Regions from separate parts of the Mus musculus genome. Here region 1 is linked to region 2. The links are chromatin contacts, found by Hi-C in ENCODE. All regions are on one chromosome and are shown on one strand. The core of a region is the stretch at or near the end of the contact, and the rest is flanking DNA. Distances in the headings are between cores, read along the strand shown.

Region 1 (7,065 bases), core at 78-2,577, 370 kb before region 2:
CCTGCTCATCCAACTTTCCTAGGCAGACACCTGCTTTTTCCCTGTAGACTAAGACTGGATTCCCAACTTTACTCACAGCTATCTTGTCCTCTCTACTCCACCTGACAGTCATGAGGGAAGACTGGGCGGTAAGGAGTCATGGTACCCCAGGGCAGGAGGAGGGCTTCCCTAACTTGCCTGTTGGGTAATGAGGCACTTGCCCTCTGCCAATGGTGCCAGTGACTGACCAGACTGCTTCCTCTGCCGTCAGCAAACCTGAACTACGTTTCTCCTCCACACCGCTGTCTAGAAGGCTCTTTTTGAAATTGTCATAACTGCTCCCACCTTGCCACTTGAATCTCACCTTAAGGCGTGTCACCTCCTCAATGGGGACTCCTAGGACAGAGCCCAGTGGTTCCTGTGATTCTGTTTCCACACTAGGAATAATTTGGCTCACACTTGCTTTAGCTCTGGCCTTCTGTCTGTCACTCAGGTTTTATGAATTCAAGGGTTTCAAACCTTCGGTGGAGAGCAGTACTCTGTCGTACGTAGGACAAACTCACTGCCATGATTTCAGTGTTTTCCCTGAAGGATGCTAATGGAGTCAGAGGGCATGACTGGCTTGCCTGCAGCAGGATTTAGGAGCCAGGAAGAAATTAGGATACTGATTCTGATGTTCACATGCGCTTCTCAGCTGTCTTCCCACCTACTTGTACAAGGGGCTACCCCAAAACTACCAGAAGCAGTAGCCCCCAGGAGCCCGGAATAGAAGAAGCATTGCAATCACCGAGCCAGTGGGTGAGGTGTGAGCATGTCTAACCGAGCAACTTGGATTTTTACCTGCAAAGGCAAGCAGAGGAGGTGGAGGGTGGAGACTGAACATAAAGCTGCAGCCTCAGCCTCTATCTACTCCCTTTTAATTTCTCCTCTCGCTCAGGGGAAACCCCAACGCCCACGGGGTCTGGGGAGCTCCCGCTTCACGGCCTCAGGATTCATGACCCAGCAGAAGCAGTAGTAGAGGCCTCACAGCCCTGGTGATGCTGGACCTCAAGGCTGTCTTGGGTAGGGGGGCGGCGGGGAGAGGCGGGGCCCCGCCTGGGCCTCCCGCAACCAAGGGGCGGGACGATGGAGCCCCACCCCTGCGAAGGAGGGAGGGAAGCAGAGAACGCTGCGGGTGGTGAGCGCTCCGCCCGGGCGCGCCTGCTTCTGCTGCTGCTACTGCCGCTGCAGCGGGGCTAGGGCTAGAGCAGCGGGCTGGGCGCGGGCGGGAGAGGGGAGGAGGGAGGAGGCGGCGGCGCGTGTGCCAGGCGGGCGGGCGGGAGGACGGCTGGCACAGGGCTTGTAAATAAACTGCGATGCTGTCTCGGGCTCGCCGGCCCGGGTGCCGCCGTCGCCGCCGCCTCCCTGGAGCTTCGGTGCCAGGCTCCCGCCGTCGCGCGCCCTAGCGCCACCGCGCCAGCCTCGCGCGCCCTCAACGGGCTCCCCGTGGACCCCGGCTTCCTGCGCCCCTCCGGGTCCCACAGAGGACCCGCTCGGGATGTGACCCCTTGACTCCCCACCCGACCTCCTCTGGCCCCCGGGAGGCCCGCCTTTGCCTGCTTTTGGGGGGGTGGGCGGGGAGGGGCGCGCGGATCATGGCATTGGAGTTCCCGGGCTTGCAGCCGCCGCCGCCGCCTCGTCCACGTACCCCAAGTGCTCCTACTTCCCGGAGCAGCAGCGGAGAAGGCGAAGCGCCCGGTGGGGGCGAGGCAGATGGGTCTCAAGGCTCGCAGGGCGGCGGGGGCGGCTGGCGGGGGCGGCGGCGAAGGGGGCGGCGGCGGCGGCGGGGCCGCTAACCCTGCTGGAGGGGACTCGGCGGTGGCCGGCGACGAGGAGCGGAAAGTGGGGCTGGCGCCAGGAGACGTGGAGCAAGTCACCTTGGCGCTAGGGGCCGGAGCCGACAAAGACGGGACCCTGCTGCTGGAGGGCGGTGGCCGCGAAGAGGGGCAGAGGAGGACCCCGCAGGGCATCGGGCTCCTGGCAAAGACCCCCCTGAGCCGCCCAGTCAAGAGGAACAACGCCAAGTACAGGCGCATCCAAACTTTGATCTATGACGCCCTGGAGAGACCGCGGGGCTGGGCGCTGCTCTACCACGCGCTTGTGTGAGTACCTGGCCACTCGGGGCGCCCCTTGGCGGCCGTGCACCTTAGGGTTCGGGCCAGGGCTGGCATAGTGTTGTGTCTTTGGCCACTCAGAAGTGCTCTCTGGCTTGGGTTGGGGATGGAGGGACACCAGTTTGGCCTTAGCCAATGGTTCTCTGCGGTGTGACGGAGTGTTTCTGGTGCCTGGGACAGCAGGCTTTCAAGCTGAGTTGGAGATTTGAACTGGCGAGTGCGCAAAAGTGCGCATTTATTGTATGTTCTGGGATATTGTCATGGAAGCTTAAAAGAAATAGATGATATTTCTAATGAAGCAGTTGAGTGGGACAAAAACGGTCCTTTCAGAAGCACCGGTTCTTCTTGGGGTGGATAGCTTGCAATCACCACTCAATTTAGATGATATATCCCAGAGTTGAGGATAGTAGCGGTGCACACTGCCCATAGGCATAGTGCCTGTGTACGTGCGTGTTCCATGTGTGTGCTTCCCTTCCTTGGAATGGATGCTGAAGTAAAAGAATAATGGGTTTGGCTTTAATTGGGGGCTTAGACAGACCAAAATGCAGGTCTTTGTGTTCTTTTAGTAAAATGAATAGGAGAATAGAAAAGGGGCGGGATTTCCAAGCTTAGTCCAAAGGGTTTAGCTGAGCCATAGGTAAGGTGAAGCTATTTGATGCTGGAACATCCGTATGATTTATGTGCAACATCCCATAGTTTAGGTTCTACCATCTCTGTAGGTACAACTGTTGCCCATCTGTGGTTTGGCTGACCAGGGCATTGGACACCCAAGAGTCCGGTGGGAAGTTTGTCCCCTGGGACTCCTCTAGAAATAATCTCCATGCTAGCCCAGAAAGTAAATGCTAGGGCGGAAGAAAAATGGAACTCAGATGTACCGACTCCTGGGATGCAAAATACACACCCGTATTTAAGAAGGAAGAGAGGGTACTTACTATCAGAGGGATTCCTCACCCAGGACTGGAATCCTGAGTGCCACAACACCTTGGATGTGTGTGACAAGGCACTTCTTGATACCAGCTGCTTCCTGGCTTTGGCTTAGGAAGCTGTATGGCTGTCATGGTTTGGGTAGGAAGTAGACTATTACCTTGACCCTTCCAATTTAAGGCAATTGGTTTCCCTCCGGTTGACCCTTAACTGACAAAGAGGGAAGAAGTCAGGGAATGTCTTCTGTTTTTTAAGTACTTGCCTGCCTTTTGAGGTTGGAAGAGCTTTTCCTGGTTTGGCCACCAGGTGGGGCGTCCACACAGGACCGCAGTTTTGTGCAACAGGTTTCTTCCAGGTTACAAAAGCCTTTCGAGAATGCATCCCTGAAAACTCAGGAAGCAGCAAGAATAAGGATGACGTACCTTGCCAGGGACTTGGATTTTGGTTGGTCAAGCCTTTGATTCCTCTGTATTTTCAGAAAGCATCTGACCCAAAGCTTAACATGTGTTGTTCTTTCATAGTGAAATGAGGTTTAGCTGGCATTCATTCTTTGGTCTCTAGAACCATGTTCAAATTGAAATGAAATAAATGCTAGGGTATATGTAGTTTTAAAAGGTTGAACAAATTATCTGAGAGCAGGTCCTATGTCCCTTTGCATAAAGTTGTGTTCAGTGTGTGTTCAATGCCTTTGGAGCCTGGTGTTTAATTGAAGCTTGAGATTCCCTCTTTCTTCTCCTCCCACCTTTTCTAGCTGGAATCTGAAGCCTTGCCTTGCCCAGTCTGCAGAGAGAATAGATAAAGACTATTATAGAATCAGCTACAATGTTATTTTACTGTATGCTTGTTCATATCTCAGAAACCAGCTTGTAAGTGCCAAACCTATAGCCAGAATTTCCCAGAGAAGACCTCAAAACTTAAGACCATTAGAATTGTCAGATAAATACACATTGTGCTTGTTTCTCACGTGACCACAATGAGGTAATGCCTGTAACTTATGCTTCATGGATGAAAATTTGACCGCTGCAGGAGATAAAGACAGTTGTCCAGCATCGCAGGGATAATGATTTTAAACATATCTGGCTTTCTGGCTGTACTCAGATTCCATTTCTGATCCTTGGGGCATTTTGCTGAGCATTGCTGGGTGCCCATTGCCCATTGATAATGCAAGGCTCTTGATAATCATTTTTTCTAGCTCAAGTAGGAAATCAAACCAGGATCCGATCAGAACCTAGGAGCCACTGTTAGGAAAATGGGAAGTGGGCTGGGGCTAGGTTTTGTGGCTTCTGATTAAAGATATGCTTTATAGGAAAGCTCTTCTTGGGCTGGGTTTGGGTTCCTAATACTCAGATAAGCTTACCAAGTGGCTTCATTTTACATCCTTCCTCAAGCTCAGGAGGAGCCCAGACAAGGGAACACAGCTTCATTGACAATTCTGGATTTTGCAGAATTTTTAAAATTCAGACTGTGAAGTGCCCATTATCCTGTGCTGGGCTGTGGCTAATGGCAGGAGGGGACCAAGAAATTCGGTTGACCATGAGCTCATAGTTCAGTACTCTCTCTTTCTTTTGTAAATTAACCAGGCCTGTCAAGTGAGGTTTCTTTCTCCCCTTTCTGTCCTAAATATAAACGTGAAAATCAATCATTTCTCCCATCTTGCTTCCTATGCCTCAAAGGCCCATCCCCTGCTCCTAGCTATTCACCTTCACTAGGTACCTTTTCTCAGCCTTCAATCTGGTTAGGCTCAAGTTGCCCCCTATGCCTTCTCCAGGCATAGAATTATGTGTGCTGCTTTGAGCTGATGAGCTTGCTTCTCTGCCCCATGAACCCAAAAGCTTCTTGAGAGTGAAAGTGGGATGTATTTCTCTCTCTCTCTCTCTCTCTCTCTCTCTCTCTCTCTCTCTCTCTCTCTCTCTCTCTCTCTCTCTTTTCTGTTTTCTTTTTATTCTCAAGCCCTGGGAGACCATAGAACCCATGATAGGTACTTAGTAAGCATTTGCTGTGTGGATACATAGCAGAATTCTCTCAGGATTCTAGTTAATCAAGACTTTGCTATAACAGCTTTACTGTTACAACAGCGACAGCAGTAAGCAGCTGGAGTCAGCACCACGGGGTTTTAAGAGGAGAATCATCCTTGGAAGTGTTGGGCTTTGGGGGGGGGGTGGTGGATGGACGAGGTGGAGCTCTTGATTGGCTTCAAGAAAAGATCACTGCAGCCCTGTCTTTGGCTAAGGCAAACTTTGATATTACAGGAAACATGGTGGGTTCTGAGTTTGTATATATGGTTCTGCAGGCACTAAGTAGGAACGACCCGGAAGCTGAGGATGGTGGGCCTGCCGCATTGAAGAATGGTCTTCATGCTTAAATTGGCAATCATGACACAATAAGTGTACATGAGGTACTCAGCAGTCAGTTGATATTGAATCAGGATCTACTTAGAAGTCACACATACCTGATACTATCATTGTCCTGAGCCTGTTGGGAGAGTGATGCTGTCTTCATCTTGGCATTGGTGCTAGCTTGGCACTGGGAAGGCATCCTGTTGCCCTGGCCATGTCTTTGCAGCCAGCTGGGTATTGTCCCTTGCCACCTGTTAGCAAAACAAAGGGAAAGGATCTGGAAAAACACCTGCTGCTGTTTTCTAAGGGGGGCTGGCTCCGAGCATCTGGCAGGCAAGGCTGGTTGCTTTTTTCCAGCACCAGAACAGAAAAGACCTGGCTGCTGGCCTTAGTCTGAAGAGTTTACCCAGGGGTTGATGGAAAATACCTACATATGAAAATAAAGAGATTTGACAAATACTTCCTGTTTTGTGTCTCCTCCTGGTCATGTATAATCTACCACCTTTTCTCCCCCTCTCCCCCAACCCCATGAAATCCACATCCAATCTACTCCACAACAATCTCACTTCATTCTTCTCTTTCCTGTCTGATCTCCTTGCCTTGATCTTTGCTCCTCTGTCAGGTCACTTTCAAGCTTCCTGAGTTGTATGAAGGGAAAGGTAAGGTAATCGTTTCAATAGCCAATAGTATTGTGTTTTTGTTTATTTTTAAGATTCTATTTTAATCACAATGTTTCTTCTTTCCCTTTTTTGTTTCCAAACTCTCCCATAGGCCCTTTCCTACTCTCCTTCAAATCCATGACCTGCTTGTTAATCAATAGTTATTACATGCACATATGTATTTGTGTATACATATGTATTCCTAAATATAACCTGTCTAGTCTGTATCGTGGTACTTCTTTGTATGTCTTCAAGACTGACCATTTGACACTGGTTAACCAACTGGTGGAATCTTCCCTGGGGAACTACCTCTCCAGCTCCACTCAGTAGCCTGCAGTTCTTGTCTAGGGTTGAGACCTTGTGGACTTTCCCCCATTTAGTTTGTCACATTTGTTGATTTCCAAATATGCACGAATTATAGACATCTTCCTCAGTTGAAGCCAAGCTGAGAATCTTGGCTAAATAAAAGGATAGACTGTCTTTTCTTAGATTCTTGCATGGTCCTCTGTGGACCATGGCACCATTTTCAGCATCAGATTTTGTCCTCTGATGGCTGATATGTGATGTAAAGGGTTCTGCAACTTGGTGTACTTGCTTGCTTATTTCAGGGTTGCTTAAGCCACACCCTCCAAAAGTTCCAGACCTCTTGCCTGCTGATGGAAATGAATTGTGAGTTTTCCTCTCTGGAGACAGAGATTTGGAACACCATAGGTTGGGCAGTATATAAACAAAAGAGCAGAATTCTATGAATTCTAGAGGCTGGCAGTTTCTTAGCTAGGTGAAGATTTGGTCTCTGCTTCCAAGATGATGTCTTGAAGATTATGTCCATTGTAGGAAGAACACTATGGCCTCAGAAGGTGGAAAGTGGACGGAACAATCATGTGAAGATTCTTTTATGAGGGTGTGAGTTTTACTGACAAGGGAAGGAGCTTTTATGACATCATCATCTCTTAAAGGTTTTACCTCTTGATACCATTACATGGGCCATGAAGTTTCAACACCAGACCTTCAAAC
Region 2 (7,246 bases), core at 3,698-6,197:
ACTGTTTGATTTTATGTCTCTGTTCTATTCCAATCTTGATGCCCTTTCTTGCTCTTTCAGCCTTGAAGCAAAAATGTCTTGAGAATGTCTGCAAGTCTGTGTGAGCACCTAACAGTAACTTCTGGCACCAAACCTTCACCCTGGTTTCATTTCCAGCTCAGCTGTATTTTTCAGAATCCAGCATGCCCGAGCCAAGTCATCTGTAGAAGGGAAGGGTTTTTCTTTGGAAGCAGAGAACTTTTGTGTCCTGTCAATCTGTGTAATGCAACAAAGGCAGAAGCTTTATAATCAATGGAGTAACACCAGGCTTCTCTGCTTGCCTCAGTGCAAAGGAAAGTTATGATTTGGGTTTGAGAACCTACCATTATGCCTGCAGCAGTCTTGATACCAGGAGGACTGGGATGTAGGCTTCATATTACTGTGCATACAGCCCACAAGATGATAAACTGAAAAGGCCTGACACACTCCAGAGAGCTCTCAATATGGCACTGTACAACTGATGACTACTTGGCTACATACATCTAATCAGACTTATAGTGCTACAGCATCAAGATTCTCTTCTAAGGTCCCAAGGAGAGGTGATGGAGACATTTCCAGTAAGCATGGAGATGTGGAGATCTTGACTTCCCTCCCGTCTTGACTTCTCTTCTGTATGTCCCACTGTGTTCTGTCATCCTTTAGAAAACCCCAGGGCTCAGACACTCAGTAGATAGATAGCAGAGCTCAGAAAAACTGATATATCTACACTGTGTATCATAGAAAGAAAAAGACAGGTAGAGAAGCTTCCAGAAGAGCTCAGGCATGGGCTTCTTGTTCTCCTTGACATTTGGTTGCACATACAATTATTATACATCACTCCTCAGCAATAATATGGGATAATGCATACAATATACATGGGTAATATATAATACATGTGGAGCATTGTCAGCACAGAAACTCGTGAACCTAGGTGTCTGGTCATTTAAGCATGGGGTGACTGAAGGGCTGGATTTGAGTACTCCTAGCCCATTATAAGTCCCATGTTTGCATAAACTACACATGCAACCTGGAGTTCATTATGTAAAGATGCTCCTTTTGAATTATTCCAGACGTTAGGGGTGATTTCTTGGGAGCTGGGGGGTCAGAACTTCCTTTAAATACCTATTACCTGCTGAACCAGATTTTTCTGCACACCCACATACTGAAAAGGCCCCTTAATTGTATCAGGTCCCTTTCCACTATTCCTAGTCCTCTGATTTCCCACTAAATGCACATGTCTGTATAAAGCATATCTAAGCAGCTTTGCTCGCTCCAACTGTCCAATGGGGAACCCTCTGCTCTTCATGACCAAGGCCAGTTTTTCTCCTGGTGTCCCTCTCTTATCATAGGTCTCTTTCTAAAGCATTCTTTAGTTTTATAATCCAAAAACTAAAGAGCCCCTTCTTCCAGAAGATAGTTGAATGTCCTGATACTTCTTTGCATGAACAAGAAGGGGCTCAGGGCATAGAGCTTGGGCATGTATGGAGAAGCAGCATGTGCATTCCCATCCAGAAAGACAGAAAGGTCCATTTTTAGTCTGAACACTTTTAAGACTTTTACACAGCTGTCAAGCTCATTAGTACCTGTTGTTATGATTTGGGTGGCTAAGAAATGACCTTTTGAGTTTGCAAAGATGAGGTAATTACAACCAGTATTCTAAGGAGCAAAAAGGATGCCTACTTCAATGGAGTAAAAAGGATGTTCCTTTTAGTGTGTTTAAGTTAATTTGGCTGGGCCATTTTTTTAATGGACAAAGTTCATATCAATTAAGGGCTTTGGGGAGGAAAGAGTAACAGGCCCTGAGACCTTAGCACAACTGACACCATGTTAGAGACACCATTCTGACCTTACAGCAATGTAGACTCCCACTACCTGCCAAAATGGGAGTCAAGTTCTAATTCATTAAAGACCCAGGCTAGGCTCTGTGGAAGACTTTAAATATACTAACCTTGCTCTTTGACTTCTGTAGTTTCCTCACTAACTGTTGTTGGTAACTGAAGTGTGTGACCAAGGTATAGTTTTTATGCATAAAAGGCAGAGAAAGATAAGTCTCAGGGCTACATGATTTGGGCAAATTTCACATGCAGTTGCAATCTGGCAAAACAGACTTTCTATTCAGCTTTTAGACTGTCTCCTTGTTCTCTGGTGGAATTATCTGACAATAAAAGGATGGCCAAAGGTCTCCAGAAAGCCACTTATCACCTAGGATAGGTTGGTAGCTCAAGCCTACATGCAAGGCTGTTTTCTTGAGGAGAGCCCATGTGGACTCAACTACTCTCCTTATTGAGACTACTAACCAGCCATGACTATACTTTGACAAAGCTCAAATATGGAGTACTTCAGAAGCTTGTGTTGGGATCTGATAGTGTATTTAGACAAGAGCTCAGAGGTCCATATGGGACCAGTTCTCTACAATCATACCTTCTGAGTGAACAATGGTGGAAAACACACAAAGTCCACATGCAAACTGCTTGCCCAGTGGTTGAGTCTGCTGGTCTCCCAGAGCCTAAGAAAGACTTAAAACAAGTATATCTTGACTTATGTGATATGGAAGAAGAGTAACAAGCCTCAGGAGATGACAAAGAACTGGGATTCTAATTCATGGATATATGGCTACCAGTGCTTATCTAATTAGGTAAAGTAGATGGAAAATTTGTATGCCCCAGATACCAAGTAGATTATGTGATTACCTGGACTTAAACTACACTCTTCCTGGAAGGAAAAGGAGCTTTTCTATATACTCCATGACACAAAGGAAAATCTATATTGGCAAGAGAAAGAGTGGAAGAGAAGTAAAAGGAAAGTAGTAGGAAGAGAGAGAGAGAGAGAGAGAGAGAGAGAGAGAGAGAGAGAGAGAGAGAGAGAGCACATCTCAGTCCCAGAGCATGTCTCTATATAATTGCATGTATTTTTCTCTTTCTGCAAAGTGTAGTTCTGGGCTCGTGTGAGTAAAGAATTCAGCTGCTTTCATAGTGGAATCTGTCATTAAACTCTTACTGAGAACAACTCTGTCTTCTGTCTGTGTTTCTAGGGAAACTCAGTTTTCACTCTATTCTACCAGAAGAAAATAGAAAGTTATAGCTCTAGACAATATTTAGCATTATGGAGATGTCTAGTTATGTTGTTTAGAGGGTCTGGTGGGGATTACCACAGGCATCCAATAGGTGCATGGGCAATCTTTTAATGGGCAAGACATTACCCAATGAAAAGAATCCTTTGAACAAGAGTGTCAATAACAGATTCTAAAATACATTCTTTCTGTTAGATATGTTTACCTCCTTGTGGAAAAATTACCTGATAGAAAATCTCAAGTAGGAACAATTTGTTTCAGCACCTGGTTTCTGAAGATTTAAACTTTGCTTGCCCCACCCCTGCGATTGGCACATTGGAAGCACATGGCAGAGAGGGGTTCTTGTCCCATGGCCAACTGAAAGCAGAGTAAGAAAGAGAGATAAGGAGGTACGAATGGAAGGAGAGACAGACAGACAGACAGACAGACAGACAGTCAAAGAGCCAGGAACAAGATCTGTCTGGTAGTAATTTACTAGTCTTTCTCTAGCTAGGTCCTACTTCCCAAAGTTTCTTGAAAATAGTGTCACTAGTTGGGGACCAAGTACTCACCACATTTGCCTATGGTGGAGCACAGTTCATACTGAAACCATAACATCCTTTTACAGGCTAAGTTCATATTTAAACCATAACATTCTTTTACAAGCTATGGGAGAAAAATCTTCTATTCCTCTGCAAATGTCTAGAACTTCCCTCCTAGGTAGATTGTTAATGCCTTCACATCATTTAGTAGCAATGTTCTTGAGATCCACAGAGGATCAGTTTGGCTGTTTTGAGACCTGTGTCCCACTGACTTGACAGCTTTAGAGACAGTAGCTCATCTGCGTTTGTTGAATACGACTTAAGCAAATATAGCTCCGACCCTCAGTGCATCTGAGTGACCTAATGGCCAATACAGACAGAAGTTCTAACACACAAGGACAACTTCTTATGTGGAGAAGCCCTTCAATGTGGAGTCTTCTGGGAAGACTCCACTGACCCTGACACAGCCATCTGACTAGTTCTGCTCCTTCAAGAGCCTCAACCTCAGAGGATTCATGGCCAGGCTGACTTGATCTGTGTCAAATGTGATAGCATATGTGAGATGGGATAAATACCTCTGTAAACACTTGCTTCTCCATTCTCTCCCCCTAAGATTACACAAACATCCTGCTGTGATGACTGTAGAGACAAGGACAAAGTCCTCATTACCACTGGTGGCACACTACTGGAAAGGAAAGTGGTCTACAAAGAGTTATGCAGAGAAGGGAAGATTCCGAAAAGCCCCTAAAGCTTTTTTAAGTGCATGGATGACCTCCATGTAGCAGACATGAAAGCCAAGATGGAGCTCAGTGGGACTGGAAGTAGAACCTAGGGAGTTTAATTATAAAGCCCCCATTTGACTGTACCCCACAACTTGGATAGAAAACTATAAAGGAATGAGAAAGCAAATCCCCATGTCTAAGCAGGGACTTCTAAAGAGTCACTGTCGTAATGACTAGGCAAGACAAAGCCTGCCTTTTTCCTAGCAAGGGAGCCTGTGACTTTCAACATCTTTCGGCCTCCAGAGTTATTCCCTTGTGATCCTCAGACATAATCAGAGAGTCTCTGAGACATTGAAGTGGGGTGGGGGGTATGGAACAAGGCAGCCATTGTTCTTTAATTAGAGCTCGGGTCTCCTCAGAGGGCTCAAGATGGAACTGTTTAATATAAAGCCTTCACCTGTGCCAAGGCATGGCATTATGATACCTCCTCCCCTCCCATGCAGCCCACCTGCCAGAGTGCATGAAAAGCTCTTGGTATGAGTCTGAGAAGGTGCTCACATGACCAGGGGTCTTTGACTGAAATATAAAAGACACTGTCCCCATTTCCTCAAAGCCAAGCAACACTGGATCATTCAACAGCCTTCGAGTGGAGCTTCACTTCACGGTAGGTACCTCCTCCTTGTGATCACATAACGAGATAGCAAGAAGAGAGTGAAGGTGGAATGGGAAAGGAGAAGGAGGCAGGGTCAGATAGATGGAAGAAATAGATTAAGGAAGACAGATATGGGTGGGAGACAGGAGAGAAGGAAAGAGGAAAGAAAAGAGAACTAGATGGCAGAAGTGGATGTGTGAAAGAGGGAATAAGGAGAGAAGAAAAGATGAGAAGGAAAGAAGGGTCAAATCTTTAGCACTGTGTGATTCCTGGATGGTACTTAGGGTGTTGCTGAACTCCAAAGCACTCTGGGTCCTGGTAGAAGGAGATGCAGTGCCAAGTTGACAACACTTGCTAAACTGCACTAGGAACTCCTTTGCTCAACCTCCCTACCACACACACCACTTCAGCAAGGGCCCCATAAATCTGTGGGTCAACAACTGTGTCTAGGGTGCCTGCAGTGGATCAGTGGACTTGAGGATAGAGTTCCTACTTGGTAACTCATGGCAAGATTCTCCTGGATCAACTCCAGGAGTCTCAAACTGTTACTCATAAAAATGAGCTCCATCCATCCAGCAACTGAGCCTGGAGGATCCAGGCCAATTATCATGGTCTGGTTCCAAGATAGCCACAGGATAAGTCAAGTAGCCACAGGATAAGTTGTCAGAAGGTGGCCTTGATTCTACTGGGGGATGGCCACAAAGGGCAGCCTTGGGGTACAAGATATAGGCCTCCTGACTAAATTGTAACAACAATCAGGAAGCTAATTGTTTTGGATCATGCAGCTGACCAGACAGGTGAGGGTAGAATCCACAGAGCAAAGGCTTAGATTGGATTGGTTAATGGTTTGAAGCACAGACATTGGCATTCACATTGCTTCCCTTGTGCCTGTCCATCGTTTAAATACAATTTGGCATGTTGATATTTATATTGTTTTTTTTATTTTTAAGTCTTAAGGTTTTGTTTCTGGACAGTGCATGGAGCACGTTTGGTGGGCCACCTGACACAAATCGTGATCCAATTAATGCAAGGAACAAGATCCATAAATTTATAACCTAGTTAAAATAGTATATTAGGATATCTATAACATATACAATATATGTTATATATATATATATATATATACACATATATATATATACATACACACACATATATACATGTAAATTTACCATCTTGTCCATTTTCAATGGACAGTAGTGTGAAGTAAATTTTTGTTTTTCTATCATCATTTTCACTGTCACTTTCAGAAGTGAATATGTCCCCTTCCCAAACTGAAACTCTGTACAAAGCAACCTCCCCACCACTCTCCTCTCTTCTCTATGATAAGTTATTTCTTAAAATAGACTAGTCGTGGATCCATGCCTTATGTTTCAGTGACTTTTCTTATTTGCGCTCCCATAAATTCTAGGAGGTAGAAGTCAAGTAGCCCTCAGCCTAAGTAGCCTGAGATCAAGGACAGTGGGGGGAGTACACTCCTGAGACCTGGGTCAAAGATGGCAGCTCTAACTGGTACCCCTACTTTATCAAGGGCTTCAGCACAAAAAGGGGACAGGATGAGCCTTTGGCTACAGTGTAGCCAGCTGCTGCAATTGCAATCCCCCTTTTCATGAGCAGCTTCTGTAGTTCAGTTATCACAGTTTGTGGGTGGAGATTAACTCACTTGGGCCCTGTAAGAGCTACCAGGCAGGTGCTACCACAGTAACAGGGAGTCAGACACAAGTGGGACCTGTGTGCCATAATTCACCAGCCTCCAAGCTTTGAAGGCTTCATCTTAAAAAACTTGCAATTTGACTAAGATGATGCCCATGCATGGCCCTTCCAAGTTAAGAAACAGTGACCACAAGATGCTATAAGTGCTAGATGGTGACTGCATTGAAGTCTTATGAGTTTTGATTTTCAAAAGGGTCTTCATTCCCCTCCTACTGAGATGCCTTTGCCGCACACTAATAGAGGTCCTTAGCACAGCCCTTTGGGAGACTTGTCTCATCATCCGTTCATTTCAATCTGGCTTTAGCCTGAACAGAAGGCAATCAAGGCTGGCTCTGCAAAGAGCCAGGGGAGCTTGTTGGACAGCAAGGGCTCTTCTGTTTTAGGAAATGAATACAGTAGAGCATTGTGCTGAAGGAAAATCAGATAGCAGTCAGTGACTAGAGGGCGCTCAGTCCAGTCAGATTTTTCAAGCATTCACTCCTTGCTCTTTCTTTCATATAATACCCATCCATTTTGTAGCCACCAGAGGCCATTCTAGAGACAGGTTTGT

Evidence for each region. A loop is a pair of places that touch in the nucleus more often than their neighbours do.
Region 1: a map of mouse trophoblast stem cell shows a loop between it and region 2 (4-fold over the local background). The contact joins the promoter of Kcnq3 here to the promoter of Oc90 in region 2. A Hi-C loop is called at or near these places in 3 of 37 maps with a recorded cell type or tissue (Patski and mouse trophoblast stem cell).

Annotation. Positions count from the first base shown.
Region 1 is chr15:66,280,891-66,287,955 of GRCm38, reverse strand. Kcnq3 (potassium voltage-gated channel, subfamily Q, member 3) reads left to right here and starts at 1,327. Exons shown (of 15, transcript NM_152923.3): 1 at 1,327-2,120. The coding sequence starts at 1,732. Gm27242 (a long non-coding RNA gene) reads right to left here. Exons shown (of 5, transcript XR_875391.3): 1 at 5,506-7,065.
Region 2 is chr15:65,909,988-65,917,233 of GRCm38, reverse strand. It overlaps Oc90 (otoconin 90), which reads left to right and starts at 4,947. Exons shown (of 15, transcript NM_010953.2): 1 at 4,947-4,995.